Regions from separate parts of the Mus musculus genome. Here region 2 is linked to region 1. Evidence: chromatin loops called from intact Hi-C (ENCODE). Cell type or tissue: left cerebral cortex. All regions are shown on one strand. Links, peaks and the distances in the headings refer to the core of each region. The heading gives the core; the rest is flanking DNA. Region 1 overlaps Cdc42se2 (CDC42 small effector 2). Region 2 overlaps Lyrm7 (LYR motif containing 7).

What was found. A loop is a pair of places that touch in the nucleus more often than their neighbours do. Peaks named below come from ENCODE experiments on the same cell type or tissue, not always from the same donor. Only the 100,000 strongest peaks of a DNase experiment are listed, where the experiment ranks them.
Region 2: it touches region 1 in a loop (6-fold over the local background); 3 of 42 quality-filtered maps call a loop at or near these places.

What each region holds. Positions count from the first base shown.
Region 1 is chr11:54,720,120-54,731,263 of GRCm38, forward strand. Cdc42se2 (CDC42 small effector 2) reads right to left here. Exons shown (of 6, transcript NM_178626.3): 4 at 3,455-3,556; 5 at 124-238. The coding sequence ends at 140. Among named protein-coding and RNA genes, the nearest start is that of Cdc42se2, 62 kb to the right of the region's middle. In left cerebral cortex, for the core only: CTCF peaks have their summits at 6,501 and 7,475; DNase peaks (open chromatin) are centred at 4,436, 4,682, 6,639, 6,847 and 3 more places; H3K27ac peaks cover 3,351 bases.
Region 2 is chr11:54,830,079-54,841,222 of GRCm38, forward strand. It overlaps Lyrm7 (LYR motif containing 7), which reads right to left. Exons shown (of 5, transcript NM_029327.5): 5 at 8,272-11,124. The coding sequence ends at 11,054. Among named protein-coding and RNA genes, the nearest start is that of Lyrm7os, 16 kb to the left of the region's middle. In left cerebral cortex, for the core only: a CTCF peak has its summit at 4,729 (motif pointing right); DNase peaks (open chromatin) are centred at 2,228, 3,352, 3,946 and 6,201; H3K27ac peaks cover 1,546 bases.

The DNA.
Region 1 (11,144 bases), core at 1,774-9,773:
ATTAAATCTAAAATCAAGAATATGCCAAGACCACTAAGAAAGATAATTTGTCTAACTTCTTAACCTCAAGACTAAGACTTGGCTAACCAAGAGGCCACCCCACTCCAGCTCTGAGGTACTCACAGTGCAGGGACCAGGGCTATCCTGCCTTGGTGTCCACGAGCTGCATCTGCACGTTGGCAGGCATTCCACCTCCATAGCCTCCCTTGGACTGCATCTGGTTCTGAATGGAGCTGACCTAAGCCAACAGGAACAGAACAGATGCACAGCGGGAACCAGAGACTGCGACAGAGCCATTTCCCCTCCACCTTCAGGACGTAATGCCCAGTGACAGCCAGACAGTTTAGATGCCTGAGCCACATTTGTGAGTCTGTTTACTGAGGACCACTGAGCATTTACTGGGACACATTTCATTCATTGTTAAACACCTTAATTTTTCCTGGTTACAGTGCAAATGGTGAGGTCATTACTGAAAGATCTGTATTTTAGTTTGGTTTTTCCCCCAAGCAAGGCCTCATGTAGCCTGAGATGGCCTTGAACTTGTAGTCATACTGCCTAAACCGCCCCAGATTGCCACTCCCTTCTGCTAGTCAACAGGCTGATGAAGTGAATGTGCCCACAGACACAGGATAAGCCATGTTCACTTTTTAGTCCTGTCAACAAGAACTACCGCCTCAGCCTGTCAGGCCCTGCTCTGTGGTAAGACCAGAGTCTTGTGATAGACTGCAAGGTGATGGAGCAAATGCACACAGCTTCTTCAGTTTATCACCATCACTCCAACCCAGGTCCTGTAAATTAGAAACACGCTGGAAGTAGAGAGTAAGTCAGGCCACACTGCTGGAAGGAGGAACCCGCGCAGGAAGTCTGGGGGTGATGCTCATGAGTCTGTAGTCTGGGGACCCAGGCAGGATCACTTCCCAGAGCTGAGACCTGAGGGGAAGACTTGATGCTTGAACCATGTTCATAAATCTATTTCCTGAATGCTGCTGACATTTACTGGGACTTAAAGGAAGCACAGGACCTCTTTTCTAGTGATGCTAAGTCACTATTTTGACATGGATCAGTGGGCGTCCTATGATGTCCAGTGTTTTTATGTAGAACGTTTAGTCAGATAAACTATTTCCTTAGGCACCTAGTATTTCACCTAGTCAATCTGTTGCTAGAATTTCCAACCCTAATACACCCAATCCAGTTATAATTATAAGCTATTTGCCTAGAATGGGCAGATCTCACACTATACTAACTTATACCCCAGCTATAAGACCCCTTGCTACTTTGCCGGCCTCGAAGACCTGGTCCATCATGGCTTCTCCTCTTCCTCCACCTCTTCTCGATCTTTCCTATTCTCCTCTTCCTCTCTACCTGCCCCAACTCTCGAACCTCCAGACACATCTTTTCCCTCCCCGGCCCAGTCGCAGAGGCTTGCCGAAGTTATTTCTGGACTAACAGGTTTAAATACGCTAGAGGAGAACACATGGGTGGCTAAGCTCTTTCAGCTCCTGACAGCTTAAGGACTCTGCCTTACAGGACCCACTGCCCTTCCTCAGAGACACTTGACTTCTGTGAAGCCTCTCGCCCCAATGGTACTGCACACACTACAACTGAACCTGAACTCACAACTGATGGCTGTAAGAATGTACAGCTCGTCTTTAAGCCCTGGGGCATGATCACTTCCACAACACTTTGTGATGCAGTGTGGCCTCAGCTCAGATATCATCAGTCTTTATCAGTCTATACCCAACACAGTCTCTGCAGACATTCCAGGACCACCTGGTCAAGACTTTTAGACTCATGAAGCCACACAAGTCACAAGTCTAAGAAAGAGGTGTGTGCCTCCTCAATAAACAAACAAACAAATAAATAAATAAAATCAATCCTGCAGTGTTAACCTGAAGAGTCAGGAAGTGACTGATCGGTGTGAGCAAGCACATGACTGCAGTGTACAGGGTTTGAAAACTACTAAAGGCTCACAGAGCTCCTGCTGGCAAGAAGCGGGCATTAAAAAGTAAGCTTGCAGGCGTGGCAGTCTACACCTGGAAACAACAGCAACCAGTGGCACCCAACCCATCAAAAATCAGTCCGTGAAGTAGCCCTAGGACGAGCCCTGTGTTCAGAGGTGGTGAGTGATGCAGTGCAGGCCAGGCGGGCACCTTCACACACGATCCTGTTCCCAATGACAGTTGCTCCAGTCTCAGGACAGAGATGGGTGGGGACACCTCCTTGGACAAATAGCATTTCTATTCATGGTTTTGTCTTGTCATCACTGTTCTTACACAGGAAAACACAATTTCTCTCTCAGTCATGTTTATGCAAATGGGAACTATCAGCAGTAATTCCCAAAACCTCCCTGACCGATCTCACTGTCAGCAAGAACTCAGCACTGAGGGAGGAATGCTGTAGCATGCTCATCCAATGAAATCGCTACCCGACAGGACATATTGGTTCTGAAGAATGATGTCGGTCCCAGAGAAGACTCCAGTGGTCTGCAGGGCAAAGCCTGATGCTGTCAGCGCAGGAGCCTCCCTCCGCCTCAGCTACAGTAGGCAGCAGGCCTCATGAAGCTTACTATTGGTAAGATGCAGGCACAGATTTTAAAGAAAATCCTGAACTGTACACAAACAATACTGACAATGTGTCCAAGTACTATGAGCTAGATTAAATCTTAACAGGTGGCTAGGTGATGTCCCAGCATCCACCAGCCTGAGGCAGCAGCTCAAGTTCAACACCAGCTCAGCCTCCACCTTTAGACTAAATCTGGCCTCTGCACACATGTGACCTATGCACATAAATAAAAACTAAACCTTAAAGTACATGAAAAGCAGTTCACAACAAGAGGGTAAGTATTAATATGTATTTATGTATTTATTTATGCATTTATTTATTTTGAGGCAGGGTCTCTAGCCTTGGCTGTATTAGAATTCTCTATGTAGACCAGCCTGGCCTCGAACTCAGAGATCTTCTTCCTGTCTCAACCTTCTGAGTGCTGGAATTAAAAGCACACACCACCATGCCTGACATAAATATTAAATTAAAAACTGACCTTTGAGACCCCATGGTGGTCGCATAAGAATCAATCATTAACACATTCCAAATCTAATCTAAGCCACGAGTGTGGCTGTTCCTGTATGAAGCGGTCTTCCCTTACATATACATCACATCTTCCCTTGAACATTAAGTCATCTGTATTGTACATAGCAGTACATTTAAAAGAATTTCAGTAATGTACAAATAACAATATTGCTCAGGGAGTGCGTATGCAGACACAGTATTTCTTTCCAAATATTTTTAACCCATGACTGGCACAATCTAGTTGCAGAATTCACTTGACATGTTGTTATTAAAAGGGACCCACACAACAAGTCTAAGAAGTCATTTTGAAGGTATGAGTCTATCATGCAGGTCCCTCTGGGCCTTGTCTCACAGTCCCATGTGCGTGTCCCACGATCAAACTTACTGAGTTCATCCCACTAAATAGGTCTCCGGATCCTACGTGAGCTGTGTGCACAAAGTTGGTTGGCTCTCCGATCATACTTCGGTCAATCCGTCGTCGCCTCTTCTAAAATATGAGAAATAATGTGTTGAGAAAATGGCCTTATCCTCCCACACTGGTCTGAAACCCCAATTCTCATGCTTTTCATTTCTCTTTGAAACAATGAAACATCAAAACTCTAGAGGATGAGCAGTCAAGACTGCTCAGCCCACGAGAAAGCCTACCGTGCACATCCCAAAACCCAGCTTCCACCCATGGAATCCTGAAGGTTGCCCTTTGACACCCTCCCTCCCCCCATGATGCTGTAAAGTGTGCAGCCACACAACCAGAGTTTTACCTGAAGGGGCATCTGGAAGTTTTTAGAATAAAACAATAAGTAATAAGCTAGCTGGCCACACAGGCCTGTATCTCCCCCAAGGCCCCCCAAGGCTGGGACAAAAAGGACCTTGGGTTTGAAGCCAGCCAGGCTACATTATGGATACCTTTCCAAGAAACAAAACTAAGGAAACAATACTTTAAAAAAAAAAAAAAAAAAAAAAAGGCAATCTCATGTAGCCCAGGCGGGCCTTGAACTCCTGACCATCCTGCTGTTTCCCAAATGTTGAGAACAAAAGCACTCACTGCCATGACAACATAAAATAATAGATGTCTGAAGAACTAGTTAATCTGACTAAAACATTATACATAAAAACACTGAACTTTATATAATGCCAGTGATACATATTTTTATGACAAAAATAACTTAAAAATAAGACAAATATAAAATTACCCTCATCATTAGCCAAGAATATGTGGGATTTGACCTCAATGCTCTTGATTTTAAGCACAACTTTCTAGCTCTTGATAACAAGTTGATTATATTCTGATGTCATTTACTTGGGTTGTCTCCAACTGCCCTCTCCACAGTGGAATGAATCTGTCATTCAGCTGGCCTGGGGGAGGGGTGGGACTTAGCTCTGGTCTGTTCACTGCACTGACTGATGCCCTGTCTAAACCCAACTAGGCTGGGGCTTGCTTCCTAAGTTTTGACAGACATGTTTTAGTTTTGTGATAGGGTTGCATCAATACAGCTCAGGCTCACCTAGACCTCACCGTCCTGCCTCAGTTCCTGAGTGCTGAGATTACAGGTGTGGTCACTATGCTCGAATAGAGCGCTAGCCAGTTTCCCAGTGAGCAGCCAAGCAGGCACGCTGGCTTCCCACCAGCACACCCACCTCCTGCCTCATGACTGCCCCTGCCCTGCTCATCTGAGGTTTGCACAGATCCTTCAGACACAAGAGCAGCCACCAGTGTAGCTGGGTCACTGTCCTCACAGCAGGCTTCCCTGTGAGAGCACACAGCTCTTAAGTTTGCAGGGAACTATGAACTGTAGGAACAGAACCTCAGGACACAACACCCAGGTCCATAAAACTGCAATGTTGCTGCTATTCTAGTAAGTCCTAAATCTGACAGTGCTCAGGGCAGTTTGTCTGTCAGAACATGGCTCTCTATAAACACAGAGAAGTGGAGAGTTCGAATGTACAAGCCAGAAACCAACTTACCATCTTTTTATTTTTTATTGTTGCCAAATAAAACCCCAGAAGAGCTGGGAGGGTTTATTCCTGCTAACTCTGCATGGTAACACAGTGCCTCTTAACCATGTGTTCCTAGAGCTTCTGCACATGTGTTTTTGCTCGCTCTGTGTATGTGTATGTGTGTGTGTGTGAGAGAGAGAGAGGAAGAGAGAGAGAGAGAGAGAGAGAGAGAGAGAGAGAGAGAGAGAGAGAGAGAGAGAATATATCCCCACATAAAACAAACCTTCAAACTTAAAGTGCACCTCTGCACAGCAAGTGCTCAAGGCCACCTGACCTACAAGCTGCAATTCTAGATCAGAGTTTCTTTAGTAGCAGCAGCAACAAGAGTAATAATAATTATCACTATTATTAGGAGGCCTGCGCCTGAGCACACATGTGGAGGTCAGAGGATGATTCGTGGAATCTATTCTCTCCTTCCACCTGTCTATGGGTTCTGAGGACTGATACCAGGTCACTGGGCCAGCGTGGCACATACCTTTACACACCACACCATCTATCTCCCTGGCCCTTATGATGGTTTTACAAGAACTCACTCTTAGATGTTACTGACCTGCTAAGCCTCTGTGAGCACTTGCAATGCTAGCCTCTAACACGGTTGAGTCAACACTTTCACCTGTGGAGACAGGTCTCATTCTATAGGGCTGGCTGTACTGAAACTCCCTATGTATGTATGTATGTATGTATGTATGTATGTATGTATGTATGTATTAGCCTCAAACTCAAGAGATCCTCCTGCCTCAGCCTTCCAAATGCTGGGAATAAACGTATGAGCTATCTTACCCAGGTCATTTGTGCTTTATTTCTCTAAAGTTAATCTCCAGGCCTTTAGTAAGGGTGTCCTAGAGCCCCACTCATTTTTAATCAAGAAGGTCTCAGAAAGCCAAGAGAAGGTTCAGACCCTTCTAGCTTTGCTCACCCAGATTCAGGGTATGTTGCCCCCACTACACTCCTCTTACTTCCCCCCCCCCCCCCCCACTGTTCCTGTGTGGAGCAGTAAGTCATAATTCTGCAGAAGAGCCTTAAGAAGCAAAGCCAAAACGGATGTGGCAGTAGTCTCCTCTTCTTTTTGCTAAAAACCATTAGAGTGACCCTCGGAAGCCAGTCATCCTAGTTCACCCACCCGTATGTACTCCAAAGCATGATCAATTTCCAGTATCCCAAGTGAGACAGCTTAGTAGACCTTCTGGAGGGTAGAGACAGAGACTTCATCACAAGGAGAAAAGGACAGCAGCTGTACACCTGGGGCAAAGGATCTGCAGGACAGGGGCCATCTCCCAACGTCTCACAGGAACCTGACTTGCAAGAGCAACTGCCTCTGCTGTACACTCAGCCTGCTGGAGGGCCTCTCTAGGCAGACCTGGCATACTGGAGTCACACCTTCCAGGCATCCTGGTTTCTATAATCCTGGCCCTGAAGACTGAAGAGCCACCATGCCCCCTGTGGTGCTAGGAAGAAATCACACATGGCCCACACCCCTACACTAAGTGACTTACTTGAATTTCTGGGTGAGGCTCGGAGAACAGCTGCCACAGTAAGCTACTGAGGGAGAGTGTGCAAACACATTCCCAGGGACACGCTCACACATAAAGGCAAAGGTGGGAAGCCTCCAGCTCACTGTTTTCACAAAGACACATGTCCTTGTTAAGATAAGGTCTTAAGATGAGATGGTGGAGGAAGGAAGAGATGAAAACAGAAAGGAAGGGGGTGGGGATCAAGCACTTGAGCCCACACCAGTCAACACAGTGAGCACACCCATCCTCCTAAAAGTCCCTTCCCCATCCCTTCTCCACGTAGGCACTGATCTACTGCCCACATGTCTGTCAGCATTTTCCTGAAGCTCATTTAAATGGATCCTCCAGCATGTGCTTTCCTTCACTTGTGCAGTTATTCTGAGGGTGGTAACTGTTGCTACCTATACCAGGAGTCACTCCTTGTTAATCACAGAACTCTGAGACAGGTTAAACTATAGCGAACCAAAATCAATCTGAATTCCTTGCTATCATCTCTTCTCAGTCAGCTGAGTTTCCCTAAGGGACATAAACACACTTTGATAGCATGCAGAGCACATGTGGGCAAGGCTCACAAGGTGGCAAGACCTTCTGTGTCAACTCCCAATCACTAGATACTGACACTCCAACTATGATGTAGTGATGCAGAAATTCCATAGAAAGAAACGTTTGCCAAACCACCTCTCCTCTAGCACAACTGTTCACATTTGTGCCTCTAATCCCTGACCTTATACAGAATGAAAAGCATCTGAAGCATGACTAGGAGTATTTGCATGGCCGGCAGCTAATGAAGAGTCCTGTAAGAGTGAAGTGTTCCAGGAAACACAGTGACTCTACCCAAGTCCACACAGCAGGGCTGTGAGCGCCCTCTCAAGCTTCCTGTTTTGCTTTGCCGAGGCCCAACTGTGGAATTCCCCTGGCTGCTGACAACTGCATCTGTGTTTGTCTTGAAATTTTAATACCATGTACTTGAAAAAGTGTGCTGTTCAAAACAAAAAATCCACCTTATGCTTGAAAAATATGGTGTGCTTAGTGGTTGGTGGCTGACTGGGGGTAGTGGAATCATGCCAAGTACCCATGGCTGGCATGGAATTTGCAATCCTCCTGCCTCAGCCTCCTCAGTACACCTGCCTTTGTAGTTAGACATTTATACTTAGTCCTGGGTGCCGTGGGCTCCACCCTCCCTCACATCTCAAGAGCTGTAGAGCAGAGAAAATCTTCCCAGCTGTCAGGATGTCCCTGATCACTTTAATTGGATGCTTTCTGACTAACAGTGAACATGACGGACTCTCCTCTCCTAAATACTGAAAACATCCAATCTGTCCTTTCTCCTGTGAAGAAGAGAGCTATGGAGTCTTGTCATAAATATTTTATTTAGTTAACTATGCAAACCAGTTAGTAACTATACAAACCAGGCTGGCTTTGACCCTGGGCCCCTTCCAACTCCTATCTTACCTACTAGAAGCAGGAGAATGTTCTTACTTTGTGTTAGCATTACACGCTGTGAATGCATGTATGCACAAATGTGTGCACACGGTACGCAGAGGACAGAGGATGAGAGCCCTTGCAACTGAGGTCTCAGGTCATTGTGAACCACCTAGCTTGGGTAGAACTGAAATCAAGTCCTGTGGAAGAATGGCCAGTAAGTACTCTTAGCCAAATCAATGTGTTGTTAATTCTGGGTAATTAATCTCTAAAGTGTCCTTAGTTACAGAAAATGTGCATTTCATTCTAAACTTTTACATCAGACTGTTACTGGTTTAAAAGGAGCGAAATGCAAGTTTCTGAGGTACTTGTATATCAGTCATGTGAGAGACAGAACCCGACCACAATAACCTCAAGCAAAGGCCTGAGCCTCCATTCTTGCAGGTTCATAAAACCCAAGGGGGAAAAAAATAAGCCCATGCTATTGGTGTCAGAGAAGCAACTTCACTTTGGCCCTTTAAGAATTCATGACCAAGAAAGGCATTGACTTTCAGGCTACCACACAACAGGACCTGAAACTGCACACTGTATTTTCTAAATAAACAACAATCTCCCAGATGAGGTCAGATGACTTACAACAATAGGGTCTTTTAGGCAATGTTTTAGAACTCATAAAAGCTGCCAGTTAATGGGAACTTTTCATACGGCCTGCAGACAGGACTGGGTAATCCAGTGTGAGGCACTGGGTAGGTACAGGAAAATAAAGCTAGAGCTTTTTAAGTTATTTGAAACAGCAGTTGTTTTTCTTCTTAATTCATCAAAAGGCGTTTCTGACTTTCTTCCCAGGGTTTTGTTTGTGGCAATGGACAGTACGGTGAAGGAGCGCACAGCTGTAATAGCACTGTTTGCCTGGGAGCTGAAGCAGGAAGGTTCCAGGACAGTCTAAGCTCCACCCTTCCTCAAAGGTAACCCTGTTTCTGAGCTGGGCACTCGAGTCTACAGCATGAAACACATCTATCTGGGACTAAAAAGTCTCTGAGACATGGGAGGAAAACACAATAAATACTACTTTTATTTTTCATTATTCTTAAAGATTTTAGTCCTTCAAATACTTGATATACAGGGTGCTATGAGGCTATAAGGTGTGTTGTTTCTACAAAAGTTATTAAAAACAATAAACAGAAAATATTGAGTTATATTAGTACTTAACCTAAATCTACCAATGAAAGATGCATAGCAGAGCTTCCTAGGATGCATTCCTCCTGCAGACATGTGCCTTTCAAAATGCCAGAATGCCTAAGTGTGGTGGTTTGGATAAGAATGGCACCAAGAGACTCACGTGTGAACACTTCGTCATCAGGGTGTGGCAGTACTTGAGAAGGATTAGGAAGTGTGATCTTGTTAGGTCTTGTTGGAGGAAGTGTGCCATGGGGGAGCCACTGAGATTCTGAGATTTCGAAAGCCCATGCTAAACCCAGTTCTCCTGTCCCCTCACCCCTCATCTCTCTCTGATTTTTCCTTTGCCTACAGATCAGGATGTGACCCTCAGCTACTGCTCCACTGTCATGCTCCCTGCCATGATGAGAATGGATTAAGTCTGAGAGGGTAAGCCAACCCCAGCTAAACGCTGTTCTTTATAAAAGTTTCCTAGGTCACACTGTCTCTTCACAGCAACACATCAGTGACAAAGACGCTGACCTCATGCTGCAAATGCCCATGGGCCAAAAAATGAGGAATGAAATTGGGGAATTTTATTTCAAGAAACTTTTAATTTGTGTATCACCCTGATTCATAACCTAACAGTCAAATGAACCCAGTATCATGCACATTAAAATCAGACAGCACAAGAATAAAATTCAACATAAGATGCTAATTTTGATTCAGTAAGAGCCTGAGTCAGAGGAGAAAGTAGAGAAAAAGGAAGGAATTAGGACACAAACACAAGCCCCAACCCCACCCCAGAGCTTTTCAGTTAGAAATGTCAGTCAGCTGACTGAGAGCTTGCCTAGCATGCACAGAGCCCAGGGTTGGATCCCCAAGCACCACATAAAACCAGGGTTGGGGGCCTGTCAAACACAGAAGTGGATGCTCACAGTCAGCTATTGGATGGATCACAGGGCCCCCAATGGAGGAGCTAGAGAAAGTACCCAAGGAGCTAAAGGGGTCTGCAACCCTATAGGTGGTACAACAATATGAACTAACCAGTACCCCCAGAGCTCGTGTCTCTAGCTGCATATGTATCAGAAGATGGCCTAGTCGGCCATCATTGGGAAGAGAGGCCCCTTGGTCTTGCAAACTTTATATGCCTCAGTACAGGGGAACGCCAGGGCCAAGAAGTGTGTGTGTGAGGGGGGGGGGGGGCTGGGGGACTTTTGGTATAGCATTTGAAATGTAAATGAAGAAAATACCTAATTAAAAAATAAAAACAAAACAAAAAAACAAACCAGGGTTGGTGGTACACAGCTGTAACCCTAACACTCTTGGGAAGGTGAAAGTGGGATCAGAAGAAGTCATAGGAAGTCTGAGGCCAGCCAGGGATACACAAGACTCTGTAGGTAGATGATAGATAGATAGATATATAGATAGATAGACAGACAGATAGATAGACAGACAGATGTTCAGACAGATTAGATGAGAGAGAGAGCACAAGCTTGCTCAAAACTAGTCTGCACATTTATCCAATTTCATGAATCTCTAAACTCAACACAGATCTAACTGAAATCTCAACAGGTCTTTCAGAAAACCTGACAAACTTTGAAATTTGTATGGAAGATTCCACTAAGACTGGCCAAAACATAAAATAAAAACTAAACGACAGATCTGCCTTTCCAGACACCATGACAATATAAAACAGTAAAATAGAGACCATGATATCAGCATAATGCTGAGCTCAGGAAAGGCAGGATGAAGAGACTCGGAGTGTGGCTCACACATGATGTGTGGACACTCGTTTTAGAGGCTAAGCTAGAAAGACACTTATGAAGCATGTTACAACACACTCTCATAGATCTCTTACCAGGGACAAAGGACTACTGGCGCAATGAGTGGTGGGGCAAAAAGTCACCACATAGAAAAATAAGCACAATTAGATTCTTTCTTCCAAAGCCAACTCCAAGCCCAGCATGGTGGTGCACACCTGAAACCTCT
Region 2 (11,144 bases), core at 1,206-9,205, 110 kb after region 1:
TAAAATGTTTGCCACACAAGCATGAAGATCTAAGTTCAAATCCCTAGTACCCATACAAAAATGGTGTAGCTGTGTGTAACCCCGTGCTGGGGAGTGGGAGTAGGGGTGGTGGGATGGGAGTGGGACAAATGGATCCCTGAACTCATTGGCCATCCAGCCTAGCCAAACTGATGAGCTTCAGATTTAGTGACAGATTGTCTCAAATATATGTAATTGTAGAAGCCAGGCATAGTGGCTCACACCTTTAATCCTCACACTCAGCAGAGGCAGAGGCAGAGGCAGAGGCAGAGGCAGAGGCAGAGGCAGAGGCAGAGGCAGAGGCAGAGGCAGAGGCAGAGGCAGAGGCAGAGGCAGAGGCAGAGGCAGAGGCAGAGGCAGAGGCAGAGGCAGAGGCAGAGGCAGAGGCAGAGGCAGAGGCAGAGAGGCAGAGGCAGAGAGGCAGAGGCAGAGAGGCAGAGGCAGAGAGGCAGAGAGGCAGAGAGGCAGAGGCAGAGAGACAGAGGCAGAGAGGCAGAGGCAGAGGCAGAGGCAGAGGCAGAGGCAGAGGCAGAGAGGCAGAGGCAGAGAGGCAGAGGCAGAGAGGCAGAGGCAGAGGCAGAGAGGCAGAGGCAGAGAGGCAGAGGCAGAGAGGCAGAGGCAGAGAGGCAGAGGCAGAGAGGCAGAGGCAGAGGCAGAGGCAGAGGCAGAGGCAGAGGCAGAGGCAGAGGCAGAGGCAGAGGCAGAGGGGCAGAGGCAGAGGGGCAGAGGCAGAGGCAGAGGCAGAGGCAGAGGCAGAGGCAGAGGCAGGTCTACATAGCGAGTTCCAGGACAGACTGGGCTATTCTAGTAAGACTGTGCATGACTCTAAATAATGAAAATAATAATAGTAATATGAAGAGAAACTGAGGAAACACTTGACATTCGTCTCTACCTCCATAAGCATGCACACCTGCATGTACATGTGAACACATAAACACATATATGTACTGTACTGGCTGGTTTTGTGTATCAAGTTGACACAAGCTAGAGTTATCAAAGAGAAAGGAGCCTCCCTTGAGGAACTTCCTCCATGAGATGCAGCTTTAAGACATTTTCTCAATTAGTGATCAAGGGTGGCAGGGCCCATTGTGGGTGGTGCCATCCCTGGGCTGGTAGTCCTGGGTTCTATAGGAAAGCAAGCCAAGCAAGCCAGGGGAAGCAAGCCAGTAAGCAGCACTCTCCATGGCCTCTGCATCACTTCCTGCCTCCAAACTCCTGCCCTGAGTGAGTTTCTGTCCTGGCTTTCTTTAGTGATAAACAGCAAGGTGGAAGTGTAAGCCGAATAAACCCTTTCCTCCCCAATTTGAGTTTTGGTCATGATGTTTTGTGCAGGAATGCAAACCCTGACTAAGACACGTACCACACATACATACCCACAATCCACTCCACAGGATATAACTCATGTTTGGAATGGTAAACTAGGGCAGAGACCTGAGATTGAGGAGGCCATAGGCCCCATCAAGAAGGATGCTGCTGTGGATACTGGAGCTGTCTCCTGAACATTTAGGTCTACATCCAGAGATTACTGCTAAGTCAGCCTGAGTCTGGAGAGAAGCTTTTTATCTACCGTGGGTGACGGCTTCTTCTGAGACTCAGTCAACCTACTGAGAATAAGAGGCCTAGTGGCCCAAAGCTCAGTCATAAATGGAAGAAAATCAGACACTCTTATCACTCCCTTAAAGCCCCAGGGAACATCGCAGAAGAGGGGCAGATAGCATGTACGAGCAGGGAGGAGGGTTGAAGTGTGGTGTAGGTACTAGCTGCAAGGCTCACAAGATACCCTCTACCCAGCTACATAAACAGTCGATAGGGGACACTGTTCAGTGGACCTGCCTGCACGATCAGGGAGCTATAAAAACTCAGCTCCTAGGAGCTGTCACCCATTCTGGGGTGGGCTTTTTGGTGATGCACTGCCTTTGAGTAACCTTTGCTCTTGTTAAGGAGCCCCTCCCCCACACTCCTGCAATAACCCCAATGAGCCCTCAACTCACCAAAGTAGAGTTCGGTTGAACTGCTTCTTCCCTCTACAGTCAGTGCTCTAAAGGGACACACACACACACACACACACACACACACACACACACAAGTAGTAATGTCCGGCACACAGCGGTCGCTGATCACGACATGACTGTGTTACTGGCTCATATTTTTAGCATGTGATGCTATTTTACTCTGCTGTACCATGTTGGTGATCTGACTGTGTTGTTGGCTCATAATTTCATTATGCTATGCTCTCTTATGATGATGTTATGCTATGTTGGAGTACATCTATTCCTGGGCTAGAGTTGTGGCTCAGTGGCCAAGTGTTTATCTCACAGATAGAGAGCCCTCTTTTACCCATGCAACTGCAAAATAATTAACCAAATGGAAATGCTTGCTGTACAACATACCAGCTCTGGTACCATGCATCTCCTGCTTTCTGTGTCTCTTGCTCACAGTAGGGCCATGTGGGGCTGTGCGACATCACCTATAGTCGTGGAAGTACTCACTTCACTGTTCTCATCCCGGGAAGCTGCCTCGAGGTGGGTTTCTCAGATTTCACTCCTGCCATGAAGTGAGTTGGGATTATGCAGGTTACTGTCAAGATTCTGGTAGTTCCTGTTACTTTTTTTTTTTCAATTTTTTACAAACTTTGTGTGCCTGGATGGTTTGTCTGCATGTGTCCATGTACTGCTTGTGTCTGATGTCTGTAGAGGACAATAGAGAGCATTTTGAATCCCCGAGAATTAAAGTTACAGACAGTTGTGAGTTGCCGTGTGGGTTCTGGGAGAGTGTTTTTAATCAGGGAGCTGTCTTTCCAGCTCCCACCAGTTACCTTTTAAACCATTATTTGCCTGTTCTCAAAAGCTACCCACTTGCCAGGCAGTGGTGGCACACGCCTTTAATCTAAAGGAGGCAGAGGCAGGCGAATTTCTGAGTTCGGGGCCAGCCTGGTCTACAAAGTAAGCTCCAGGACAGCCAGAGCTATACAGAGAAACCCTGTTTCGAAAAACCAAAAAAAAAAAAAAAAAAAAAAAAAAAGTTACCCACCAACCTGACTTCTATAAGTCTATGACTTCTAGATTTTAAAATGTTTTAAGTAGCATGTTTCGAACACCCAAAAATGTAAGTGGAAAGATACAACCAATGTACATTCATTTGTGTCATTGTTTGGTTTGAGACAGGATCTCACATGGCCCAGGCTGGCTTGGATGTAGCTGAGGATGACCTTGAACCCCTGATTGTCCTGCTTCTATATCCTATGTGCTAGGATTTCAGGTGGGTGCCCTCTGTGTCCCTTCACTGATGCGTGTCTGGTGAATCCGATGCCTCTGCCACCTTTACTGGGTGACTTGCATAGAGAGTAAAAGGCTTTCTCCCAGGGCTGTGTACGTATTGGCTGGACAGGCTGTGCTGACTCTGGCTGTAGGCAGAAGCTTTAATGTATCGTGGGTGTAGTTCTGCTCCAATTCCCAGGGGTAATGCTGCATGTGCTGAAGGTCTCTGCTGGGGGTATCAACCAGCTGGGATGCAGCTGTGAGATGGCCCACCAACATCTCTGGGTGTGGTGTGCCTGGATGCAGGTATTCCATGCCCGTCAGTTCCTATGGGCATGTGAGGGTTGCGCTGTCCTGGTGGACCAGAGAGAGTGTGGCACAGCTTTCTCCTTAGTGACCCACTGATGTTGTTTGTGTCTGGAGCCTACACGGGTGACTTTTCAGAGAAGCGAATCCCTGATCTGCTAGAGGAAAGCTGTTCAGCTGCTTCCTGGAGCTGAGGGTGAGTGCGTGGTTGGTGTTTCTCAGACTTTGTAATTAGGCTGAGCTGAGAACAGGCTGTTCAACTGCTTCTTGGGACTGAAGGCAGAGTCATAATGCTGCCTGCCTGTTTTTTCAGGGGGCCTTGGTAAGTCAAGCCAGTTATGGAAGGCCATTGGGCTGCTTCCTGGGTCTGTGGGTGGGTGAGGAGGCCAAACATCTGCTACCTAGGACTTTGGTTGCCCAAGCTGCCAGGCTGTTTCCTAGGCTGTGGGTGGGTAGATGAGGCCAGCCGGCTGTTTTGCAGGGCTGGGTTGTTCCTTTACAACAACGCTTGGAGGTTCCAAAGTAGCAGCAAGCAATAGGAGCCTACGTGCTAGAAAGCAAAGTAGGTTGTGCTCTCCAGACAATGCAGACGCCTGGAAACCAGGAACTTGGAGTTTCTAACCATTGCAGACTGAGCAACGAATGTTACCTCAGGGATGGGTGGGAACTGTTGGAGCCTCCTGCTTATCTGTCCCTCTTCCACACCTCAGGCAAGATCTCTTAGCCCAGGCTCATGCTCTCTAATGAGGATGACTGTATAAACTCCTGATCCTTCCTGCTCCTGTTTCTTAGTGCTGGGGGTAAAGGTGTGTAACACCACGCCTGCTATATGAAGTGCTGGGAATCAAGCCTAGGGCCCTGTGCATGCTAGGCAAGAATTCTACCAACTCAGCTATAGCTCCAGCCCCTGCTTACCTCACTTTAGGGAGTGAAATCCCTCTTACTCCAGGGGTGACCTTAAAAGACTGTGTGGTAAGTGCTGAATGCTTGGCTTCATTCTTTATAACTTCAGTACACATCTCTACACTCTGCAAAGACCAGCCTCTAGTCTTCCAGTGAAACAGTTGGTTTTCTTCATTGTGGTCTTCTGTTGAGGGACATAGTTCAGACACCTCTAGTAGGCATCATGTTCCCATCCTCCAGTAGGGGGCGCTGGTCAGACTAGTCTCTTTCTTGGGTTTTATAGGCTTCTTGGTTTCTGGGAGTAGAGTGGGGAAACAGGCACATGAGATTTGAGATTAAGAAAATCTGCATCAAGGACTGGAAACATCACAAACTACAATGTTGCCTGTTCTTAGTCTATGACTCTGTGCTCTTTATAAGCGCTTATCAACAACTGGTCTAAGCCATAAACCAATTAGAAGCCAGGGAAACACATCTTCCTCGTTGGTTTAACTGTCAGCATTTTGTCCTGTGGTGATGATACAGGCCTTTAATTCCGACACTGGGGAGGCTGAGGCAGATAGATCTCTGTGAGTTCAAGGCCAGCCTGTCTACAGAGTGAGTTCCCAGACAGCCAGGGTTACATAGAGAAATTTTGTCTTGAAAAACCAAAAACCAAGCCAAAAAAACAAAACAAAACAAAACAAACCAAAAAAAAAAAAAAACAAAAACCCAACCAATCATCATCATCATCAACAACAAAACAACAACAACAACAACAAACCTCACCATTTCCCCTCTGGGGATGTTGAGAAAACTCTGCCTGGTAGGTTATCGCCAGGAAAATAGTCTCTTGAGTTAAGTAGGAAGTGAGGCTGCATGTGTGTTCCTAATAGATGTTTTTCTCCTTCTCTAATTCATCTTCAAGACTAGCTTTGAACTTTTGAACCTCTGAGCTTGTTTCTGCAGCGCTAGAGATGGAACTCGGGCTTCATGCACGCTAGGCAAGTGTCTGTCACGTGAGAGGCATCTCTGGCTCATTCTCTTCGCTTTTGTAGAGAGCTAGGTGCAGTGGGGTTGTATTAAAATAATTCCAACTAGGGCTGCTGATAGGGCTCAGAGGGTAAAGATGCTTGCTGCCAAGTCTGACAGCCTGAGTTTAATGTTTGGGACCCGCGTGATGAAAGGAGAGCACCAACTCCTGGAAGTTGTCCTTTGACCTTCACATGTGTCATGTAATGTGACCATCTCCTCCCCAAAAACTAATTTTTTAAAAATTTAAAATAATTCTAACTAGCATAGCATCAGTTTTGTTCTGTTCTGTTCTAAGTGCTTGGGGGTAAGGACTCATGCTTCTATGCACATTAGGCAAGATAACCAGAAGTCCCCAGGGGGACCACACTCATGCTTTCCTCAAACACACCGTTTTCAGTGGCATAACCATGCCTAGAGTCCTGTCTCCTGTTCACCCTTTAGTGGACTTCTTTTTTTTTTTTCCATGTAAGTCAAACTAGAAAAACATTAGCTGAACGAATGACTGGAAGGAGCTTTAATTCACACGGCTCTCGGCTTGTACCCAGCTTCTTGCCTCACAGACTCCATGCTCCTCAGAGAAACACTCAGGCGCCTCTGGCATCTGAGGCAGTGATGGCCTCAGAGGTGCGGCGCAGAGGCCTGCAGGAGCCTTCTCTCCTCAGCTGCAGGGAGTGTTGGCTCGAGGCTCACTGGCATGGCTCGAGGCTCACTGGCATGGCTCGAGGCTCACTGGCATGGCTCTTTGCTCAGAGATTCTGCTTCTCTCCTAGCAGGCCAGGCCTTGGTGCCAGGACACGGAGTCCCAACCTCCTGCTTTAGTGTGACCAGATTCTGAAGGTCATTTCAGCCCCAGGCTCTGCTACATCTTGTCCTCTTCACTTTCCAAGAGTTCTCTAATTTAAACCTCCCACGAGCATCTTTGTCCCTGGGAACCCCAGCTAAAACATTAGTCTTTTCACTTTCCTGGTTTTTGTTTTTTGTTTTTGAATCTATGTAAGCTGTGTGTGGCTGGAAGCTCACGCTCCCACGGAGTACCCCTCCATCACCAGCAAGAGCTGATTTTCCCCCGAAGCAGGCACAAGGTGCACACCTGTAATCCCAGCCCCGGGTGGGAAGGTGAAGGCAGAAGGATCAGAAGTTTTAGGTCAGCCTTGGAATATAGTTTGAGATTAATCGAAGCTATATGAGACCCCATCTCAAAATTATTATTAAACCTCGATTCATATTCTTTAAAACAGAGTTAGGTCTAGAGTTATTTTATACTTAGCTTTTGTCTTTACCTGTGTGTATATGTGTAGTCACACACATGTGAATACAGGTTCCTGGAGAGTGGAGGGGAGGGTGTCACACCCCTTGGAGCCAGTCACTATGATCTGGGTTTGGGGACCTGCAGAACTTGAGTTCTGCTGCTTGCCAGAGAAGTACATATTTTAACCTCTCAGGCCCATTTTATATTTTGTTTTGTTTGAGATGGAGGTCTCTCTACATAGCTCTGGCTGTCCTAGAACTCACTATGTAGACCAGGTTACCTCTGCCTCCTGGGTGCTGATATTAAAACATGTACATGATCATGGCCAGCCCCAGTTAATATTTCTTTAAGCCGCACTTATATTTCTTTAAGATAGTAAGACTGGGGGCTGGAGAGTTGAGAACACTGTTCCCTCTTCCAGAGGACCTGACTTCAGCTCCAAGCACCCAATTCAGTCTGGTTATGATCATACATAACTCTTAGTTCCAGGAGATCTGACACCTCTAGCCTCCACAGGCTTCTGCACTCACATGCACAAATCCACATGCACGCACGCACGCACACGTGCGTGCGCACACACAATGAATTTTAAAAAGACTATAAAAGATAGAACCACATCACATTGTGTATTACATCTTATAAACAATTTAAAAATATTTTTATTTTTTATTTTATGTGCATTGGTGTTTTGCCTCCATGTATGTCTGTGTGAGGGTGTCGGGTCACTGGGAACTAGAGTTACAGTTGCCAGCTGCCATGTAGGTGCAGGAATTGAACCTGGGTCCTCTGGGAGAACAGCCAGTGCTCTTAATCGCTGAGCCATCTCTCCAGCCCCCTAGACAATACTCTAATAAACTCATCATTTGTTGAACAGGGTCTCACACATCAGTCTAGCCTCAATCCTGCTATGAAGCTCAGATTGACCTTGAACTTCTGATCTTCAAGCTGCTACCCCCACCCCCAAGTTCGGGGAATTACTTGGGTTAGGCAGTGCTGGGGATAGAACTCAGGGCTTCATACACACTAAGCAAGCATTCAGCTAACAGAACCACACCCACATCCCTAGCGTTCTTTTTTACATTAACAGAGCAGCATGGGAATCTCCAGGTATCCTTGGGATACCTGACAAAGACAGGCACAGTCTGTGTGGACATTGCCGCCCATACTCCACAGACTCCGCACAGAATTATCAATCCTCACTCATTCTGTTTCATCTGGTTTTCTTGGAGATTGAACCTCAGGCCTTGTACATACTGGACAAATTTCATACCACTGAGCTATAGCCTCAGGCCTTCACAATTCCAACTCAAGGTACACATATAATGCAGGTCAATGAGACCGTTTAGTAGAAAAAAAGGTGCTTGCTGCCACAACCCAAGTTCAAGTCCCAGAGAATCAACTCCCCAAATTATTCTCTGACTTCCATGTATGTCATAGCATGTAAATGTATGCAATCACAGGTGCACACCCAAGTGCACGAACACACACACACACACACACAGGTTACAATTTGACTCTCAAATGTCTCCCACAGTTTTGTTTTTTGTTTTTATTTCCCCCAGCTCATAGGGCTATTTTGAAGCATGTGGAACCTTTAGGAGGTGGAACCTGATTGGCACAAGTAGGTCACTAGAAACAGTCATTTTAACATTATGCCTGCCCACCCACTCCCTGCCAGGCTTAGTTAGCCAAGTGTTTCCTGTCTGCCACCATGTTTTGTTAAGGTGTCGCCTTAAGGTATTGGAATGAAATCATGCTGTAACACAAACCCGTAAGTTATTCTTCACCTGTTTTATCACAGCAGTGCAAAAACAACCATCACAATAAAACTTGAATCTGTCCTGAGCCAATAGGATGATGGATAATTTAGGGATTTGATAAAATAAGGAAAAAAATATATAATGTGTTCCAGACTAGCCAAGGCTACACAGTGAGACCCTGTCTCAGAAAAGTCATATCCTTGCCAATACTTGATATTGTCAACCATCCAGATTTCGGCCATTCTAATAGACACATAACTATGTCACTATGATTTTAATTCCTAGTGCCTGTTAATGTACTAGCAACTTCTCACACTATATCTGTCATTTGCATATCTTTAAAAATTTGTAGCCAGGTATGGTGGTGCACGCCTTTAATCCCAGCACTCAGGAGACAGAGGCAGGCGGATTTCTGAGTTCGAGACCAGCCTGGTGTACAAAGTGAGTTCCAGGACAGCCAGGGCTGCACAGACAAACCCTGTCTCAAAAAAAAAAAAAAAAAAAAAATGTGGCTGGAGAGATGGCTCAGCAGTTGAGAGCACTTAGTGCTTTTGCCAAGACCCTTAGTGACATTTCTGGCACCCACATGTTGGCTGACAACCATCTGTAATACAACAGAGATGCAAGTGGCACACAAAAACGCATGAAGGCAAAACACTCATACAAATAAATATAAGATCTAAAAGAGAAAACTTAAGCTAGGTCGTGGTGGCGCATGCCTTTAATCCCAGCACTTGGGAGGCAGAGGCAGGCAGAGATCTCTGTAAGTTTGAGGTCACCCTGGTCTGCAGAGTGAGGTTCAGGACAGAAAAAGCTACACAAAGAAACCCTGTTTCAAAAGACCAAAAAATAAAAAATTCAAAACTGTGATTGTGTGTGCATGAAGCACGAACTTGCAGAATTTGGTTCTCTCGTTCCATCCTGTGGGTTCCAAAACTGGCAACCCTGACAGCTTCCATGTATCTTTTTTGATGAAGCATCTGTTCAAATATTACTTTTAAAGTTGGGTTGAGGGACTGGAGAGATGGCTGAGTGGTTAAGAAACACTGTTCCAGATGACCGAGGTTCAATTTCCAGCACCCATACGGCGGCTCACAACCCTTTGTAAGAGAGGAGTTCTAAGGTATCCGACAACCTTTATGGGGTCTCTGTGGGCACCAGGCATGCAAGTAGTAAGCTGACACACAAAGCAGCAAGGCACCAATAAACAGGAAATCACTTCTCTGTAGTTGAGTTGCTTGTTTTACGATTCCTTTATTATGCATCTGTGTGTCACTGTTGGTTTGAGTCTATACATGTAAATGCAGTGCCCTTAGAGGCCAGTAGAGTGCACAGGATCCCCTGGAAATGGAGTGACAGCTTCGAGTTACCTGAAAGGGTGCTGGGAACTGAACTCAGGTCCTAGCAGCAGGAGTTCTTAACCTCTGAGCCATCTCAGCCCCTGCTTGCTTTCGAATATTTGAAGTCCTTTATATAGTCTGATAACTCTTTTTTCATACCTGGTAACATATGTTTTATAGAATCATCATATATATGACAGATATTTCATCTATAATTGTTCACTAATCGTTATGTAAATGTTTTTAACTTTGATAAAATCCAATTGTTATTATTACTATTATTTATTTGGAACACTAGAGATCAAATTATGTAAAGCACTGGGGAGGCAGAGGCAAGTGGATCTTAGAGTTCAAGGCTAGGACTGCACAGGGAGACCCTATCTCAAAAGAGAGGTGGGGAGGGGGGAGGGAGGGAGAAAGGGAGAGAGAGAGAGAGAGATCTATAGCATTTCACAGCAGTCTACAAAGACCACAAGCCATCTGACAGAGGGCCACTACAGTGACCCAGAGTGACTTTGATATTTCATCTATCTAATGTCTTTACATGGGGCTAGAGAGATGGCTCAGTGCTTTGGAGCACTGGCTGTTCTTCTAGGAAACTCATGACCATCTATAACTCCAGTCCCAGGGGATCCAATTCCCTCTCCTGACCTCTGCAGGCACGGCACTGCATACACACCTGGTGCATAGACATTTAAGCAGGCAAAACACCCATACATACAAAACAAAAAGGGGAACGTTGTCTTTGTAAGAATGCAGAGAAATACACTACATAATTATTTGTTAGCCGCAAAAATAACCACGGGACTTTGGGAAACAATGGCTGCTTTTAGACGAGAGCTGGAAGAAAAATGTTAATTTTTTACCAACTTAATATTTTGGGGATTAAACATCAATTTAATGTAGCATTTTATATTTAGCTATGTATGTCCCATGAGATGAAAAGTCACCAATTTGGTAAGGTGCTTCATTGGCAAACAGCTTTGGAAGACCAAAAGACCTACCAAAGGGAAAGAGAGGAGCGTCCTGCCTCCCCAGGCCTTCAGTTGCCCATGTCAGTGAAAGGCATGTCTATCTCCTCTGTAGCCCTCAGCCTGTCGCTCATTTGCAACGTGCGCTTCAGAGAGAAACATGTGCATGTCCAGGACCGTTGCCAGGTATGTATTTAAAGTGGGAAGGAGCAGAGATGGGTTTATCCTGGAAGCTTTACTGCTTCTGGGTTGGCGCATCACAGTACGGCACATTTTCTGTGAGAAGATCTTTCCTGGGGACCAGTTCTAAAAGGAACAGAGAAATG